2 separate regions of the Mus musculus genome follow, and region 2 is linked to region 1. The links are chromatin contacts, found by Hi-C or POLR2A ChIA-PET in ENCODE. All regions are on one chromosome and are shown on one strand. The core of a region is the stretch at or near the end of the contact, and the rest is flanking DNA. Distances in the headings are between cores, read along the strand shown. Region 1 holds the start of Gapvd1 (GTPase activating protein and VPS9 domains 1). Region 2 holds the start of Rabepk (Rab9 effector protein with kelch motifs).

Evidence for each region. Hi-C counts contacts between places; a loop is a spot of excess contacts on that map. ChIA-PET counts read pairs that join two places held with the same protein, here RNA polymerase II (POLR2A).
Region 2: a map of heart shows a loop between it and region 1 (13-fold over the local background). The contact joins the promoter of Rabepk here to the promoter of Gapvd1 in region 1. A Hi-C loop is called at or near these places in 1 of 37 maps with a recorded cell type or tissue (heart). POLR2A ChIA-PET finds 5 or more read pairs at or near these places in 2 of 5 experiments (Patski and embryonic stem cell).

What each region holds. Positions count from the first base shown.
Region 1 is chr2:34,753,834-34,756,577 of GRCm38, reverse strand. Gapvd1 (GTPase activating protein and VPS9 domains 1) reads left to right here and starts at 1,346. Exons shown (of 27, transcript NM_001356441.1): 1 at 1,346-1,600; 2 at 2,019-2,312.
Region 2 is chr2:34,798,524-34,801,223 of GRCm38, reverse strand. Rabepk (Rab9 effector protein with kelch motifs) reads left to right here and starts at 1,312. Exons shown (of 8, transcript NM_145522.4): 1 at 1,312-1,473. The coding sequence starts at 1,456.

The DNA.
Region 1 (2,744 bases), core at 97-2,596:
TTATTTGTGTGTTTGTTTGTTTGTTTATGGGGGGCAAGTTTTTGCCACAGTGGTGGTCAGAAAATATTGCAGGAGTCATTTATCCTTCCTCCCCTATGTGGGGTGTTTGGTGTCAAACTCTGGTGGTTCGGTTTGGTGGCAAATGCCTTTACTTGAAGGTTTCCTTTTGTGTCTTTGAAAGCCTTTCTTCAAGCTGGGCAGTGGTGGCACAAGCCTTTAATCCCAGCACTTGGGAGGCAGAGGCAGGTGGATTTTGTGCTCTGGAGCTCTGGAGCCTTTGAACACAATCTTCTGTTCAAGGGGGTTTTCCCTTATGCAGTCTACAAATTTTATATCCTCCCCCTCTCTTTTTCTGGATTTTTTTTCTTTTTCTTTTTCTTTTTCTTTTCCTTTTTTTTTTTTTTTTTTTTTTTAAACAAGATTTCTCTGTGTAGCACTGTCCTGGAACTTGCTCTGTAGACTAGGCTAGCCTTGAGATCTGCCTGCCTGTTTTTGCCTCCGCCTGCCTGTTTTTGCCTCTTGAGTGCTGGGATCCTGACTCATCTACCTTGGAATCTAGTCACAGCCAAATCTCTTTTCCTTTCTTTCTTTTCTTCTTTGGCCTTTTGAGACAGGGGCTCTGTATAATCCTGGTTATCCTGGAACTCTGAGATTGGTCTGATTTTGCCTTCCAACTGCTGGGATTAAAGTCATGGGCCACAAAACTCAGCCTAGGTCTTGATTTCTTAATTCAATATGGTCTCTTTCTCTGGAATCTCATAACACTTTGTAATTCTTCATAGCACTTTGTAATTTAGTTTATTGTTACAAAACTCAATCTATGGGAGATACTCTCCACTTTATATTGTAAATTGTATCCACTTGCTTTTTCATCTGGTTGGTGCTTTGTACAATGTAACAGACCCGACTGATAATCTTTAATTGAACTCTGTTGAATGGCAACATGGTACCAAAGACATTTTACTTGATACCCACAATGCTATTGTAACAAAGTAGCAAATAGGAAGCAAATTGTGACAAAAGAATTTCCTTTTGAGGCAGGGTCTCAAAGGATAGCTCCCGCTGGTCTAGACATCCTGTGTAGCTCAGGCTGGTTTAAACTTTTGTCTAATTCTGAGACATTTGCTTCAGCCTCCCAAAGGTTTTAGATTACAGGTGAGAGCTACCATGCTAGTTCAATTCTGATGATTTTTAAAGGAGGTGTATGGAAGACGGGTGGAAAGCTGTCTGGGATCTGATTTATGTTTGAATAGTTGGGAAGATGAGTTTTCACTTCCCCCTCCCCCCACCTTGGGGGCGGAGCATGAGACTCGTGGTGTTGCAGGATATATTCATTGTCTTCAATATTTTAAAGGGCTGTCAAGTGGGAACCAATTCTCCTTGCTTCCAGGCAGAATAACTACCTGCAAAGGGAGGAAAGACAAGGGAAGCAGATTTCAGCTCAGCAGAAGGCAGAACTTTCTAACATTTAGAGCTGTGCAACAGAGAGGAGCAGGCTGTACTCCTGAGAGGTAGTGAGCTGATACTGGAACATCCGAAACAGAAGTGAGACGTGGAGGCCATTCCTGCTTGGGTGGGAGCTGCACCGATGACCTTTAAGGTATGTTCTAGCTCTAAGGTTTCTGGGACTGTTCACTTCTGCTAACTTGACGCGTCCTTTCATTTTTTTTTTTTTTTTGAAAAAACAAAACCGACCTAAGCCTATTTAATGTAACACAGTTTACAGTTTATTTAATGTAATGTTATTTTTAAATAACACAGTTACAATAAAAATCGACAAAACGAGAAGTGGGAAATTATATTTATAAGTTAAAAATGAAGATACCGTCCAATTGGCATAGCTTTTAAGTGAAAGGGGAAGAGCGAGAGAGAGAGAGAGAGAGAGAGAGAGAGAGAGAGAGAGAGAGAGAGGAGAGAGAGAGAGAGAGAGAGAGAGAGAGAGAGAGAGAGAGGCTGGCTATTGGATGATGTTCCGAGCAAGAGAGGAGTGTCATTTTTCTTCCACCCGTCTTCTCTAGCACCAGGTACACGGAGACGTGAGGGCGGAGGATCGGCGTACAGGTCCTGGCAAGGCGGTTCGCGACCGGGAGCGGAAGGGCGGCCGTGGTCCGGACCACCGATCCCAGGGGCCCCCGCGGCGCCGCGCACGCGCACTGCTGAGGGGGCAGCGCCGCCGCAGGAGGCAGGGAAACCGACTGGCGATCTGTGGCGGCGGCTGGGCGGCGGTGGCAGTTCGCAGCGAGGGCGACGGCTCCGAGGCCGAGAGGCAGTCCAGCGAGGACCTGGGCGCCGTCCTCCGCATGACCTCACCGGTGAGTGCGCGTCCCCGGCCGGTCCGCACCGCGTGCCCCGCCGTCTGGCCTAGCACCGCAGCCCGCGCCTGACGGCCGCCCCGCCCCGGGCCCCGGGCCTGCCCCGTGCCCGGCGTCGCTCGGGTGGGAAGCCGCGCGGCCGGGCCCCGCGAGAGGGGTGGCGGCGTGCGGGTTCCGGCAGCCTGCCTGAGGCGGCGGGGACACAGGGCGCATGGGGGGGATGGGGTGGGAGCGCGACGGGGCGGGAAGGGGCGCAGTAGCGCGGGTCGCCTCTGTGGGCGTCCGGGGCAGGTGGGCAGCCGAGCCCGGGAGGCCAGGAGCGGACCGAATGGCTTGGGAGCGCCGCCAGGGACGCGCCGGACGCTCCGGGCTGGGGACGCCGTGCACCCGCAAACGCGCGCCGGGCTTGGCGTCTGTGCACTTGCTGCTGGT
Region 2 (2,700 bases), core at 63-2,562, 45 kb before region 1:
TCTGACACCCTCTTCTGGTGTGCCTGAAGACAGCTACAGTGTACTTACATATAATAAATAAATCTTAAAAAAAAAAAAAAAAGAAAGCAGAGTGAGTGCATACCTCTAAATTCTTTGGCAGTCTATGGGAGCTTTCTGATAATTACAGGCAATCACAAAGACTCAGGTATTGGAAATATAATGGCAAAGTTGTGAAGAGAGCTGTAGCCCAATTTTACTTTGTCCATGAATTTTGGTTATATTTTCAAGTAACTAAATAAATAAATTGGAGTGGGAGCATTGTAAATCTTTTCTGTAAATCACAGCATTTGTATGGTGGAGGCAGCAGAATCAGGAGTTCAAGACCATCCTCAGGTATACAGTGAGATGGGAGGCAAGCCTGGACTGCATGAGACCCTGTCTCAAAATTAAAACCCAAGTTTTTCTTTTACTTGCACTAGTAAATTCTCTAGACAGCTGTGTTCCGATATTGCTATTCCCATTCTATCTATGAGTAAACTAGGGTTCAGAGAGGAGCAGACTCGTCAGACATTTCCCATTTAGTGCGGGAGCTTGTTTGAAGCCAGTCTGTCTTCCCTCTCCCACTAAAGACACACTACTTCTGTTTCTAGGCTGTCTTGAGTTCTGAGGGAAGTTAGTGAGCTCAGAGTATGGTACTCTGTTCACACATAGGCACATAGGCGAGCTATCTTTGTTTTAGGAAAGTCACGGGGCACCTATAGCTAGGACATAGATCAGAGAGGATGCAGATGAAGCTGTCAACAGAGGTAGTTTGTGTCTAGATAAAAATAATCACGGCTTTTACAAAGGACCAGCTCTGGGCCTCCATAAAAATTCCCGACTACAACCTCTATGGAAATCTTAAAATTTGTGTGTCGCTGAGAGAAGACACCAAAAGTATTAATAACTTTCCCCAAGAACATACAGTGTCAATGAACTTTTTATTCTTCAGCGTTTACAATAGGACCTCCTAGTTGTCCTTCGTGTTTAATCTCTCTGCTCAGCCTGTGAGCTCCCGGAAAGCCCAGGGCCTGTGGTCTGGAACGTGCTGTAACCACAAACAGCGATTATGGAAATAACCCGCTTTAGGATCCACAGTTTGAACCAACCTCAAACCTGCACAGGCAAAACCTAGCATCCTATGGCATGCAGGAAATCTCACTCGGGAGCCTGAAGCAGAATTCAAGGTCAGCCTGGCTTACGTGAGTTCCAACCCATCCTTCCCCTTCAGAAGTCACTACTAAGGACTGCTGTAACAAACTCCGTCGGGACCCGAAATTGGAGTTATGGACCGGATGCCAACCAGTACGCAGAGTTCCGGGAGGCCCTGACTAAGTTTGGCGCGTAGTCCCGGAGACCCGGAGGCGTAGAGCGGTTGGCCTGGACGCGCTTCCGGGACTGGGGAAGAGGACGGGCTCCTAAGCTCCGCCCCATGGGTGGAGCCACGTCCAGGACATGCGGGGGCTGCGGCAGGTAATAGGTGCTGGGCTGGAGGTCTCTTAAGGCAGTAGGCTTGAACTGGGTGGGAGGGGTAGTACCCATGGTCTCCGGCCGGTCAGTTTTGGGGAAAGCTGGCAGCCATTTCTCCCTGACCCCGACTTCTTTCGCGCGGAGATGTGGCCGGCAGAGGGGACGCAAAGGAGGTGGCTAGGAGAGTCCCCGCCACGCCGGCCCCTCTAAGCTCTGGGCTGACCCTGTGGTCATTAGCCTAGCCCGCTTGTGGGCCTCATCGGCCCAACTCTCCTTTAATTCCCTTTCTTCATTCGTTTGTCCTTCACTTCTACACTCTGCAGGTCCATTGGTAAGTTATCGGAATGAATCAGAAGGCCGGACATGCTAACATTTTGGAATCTAGTTTCGATACTTTTCTGTTACTTTTATTTTGAGACAAGTCTCACTGTGTAGCTCAAGCTGGCCTCTGCTGCCTCAAGCCTCTCTAGTGCCATGTAGTGCACCACCATGCCTGGCCGATTACAGACTTTTAAATAGATAGTTACATTCAGGGATGTAAGGGTGTAGTTCAATTGGTAGACTGCCTGCCTATCGAGAACTTAGCCCTGGGTTTGATCTCCAGAAGGCATAAAAAGGTATGGTGGTGTTTGCCTGTAATTCCAGCTTTTGGGAGGTGGCAGCAAGAGAAGCAGAAGTTCAGGGTCATCCTTGGCTACATAATGAGTGGGGGCTAGCCTAAGGTACATAAGACCGTGTCTCTAAATGAGTAATGAGTTTAAAAGAAAAGATAATTACGTTCAGAATGACTCCTGTAATATGGTGGTTAAATGGATACAGTCATATATATTGTGGTCTAAACCCAAGTCCTGATTAAGCCTTCCTGCCGAGGGTGTATGTGATGTATATTGCTAATCCCTGAGGCAGGAGCAGTAACTTGAGAGACTGGAAAGGGGTAATCTCTTTAAATAACCTTTGAAATTTTCTGGGACTTGAACCCAGAGCTTTGCCCATGCTAAACAGACACTCTACCACAGAGCCATGCCAACTCCTTGAAACTGGCTTTAAATATCCACTAGCAGTGTGAAAATTTACAGGAAGGAAAGATAGGGGCGGCAGTAATTACCACAGAATGCTTGTTAATTTTATTAAATTCCCACTGGGTGAGGCAGTGCAAGTTATGAAAGTCAGAGGAGCAACAGAAAGCCCAGTATTGCAGGCAAGGCCCCAAAAAGCCACAGAGTGAGATCC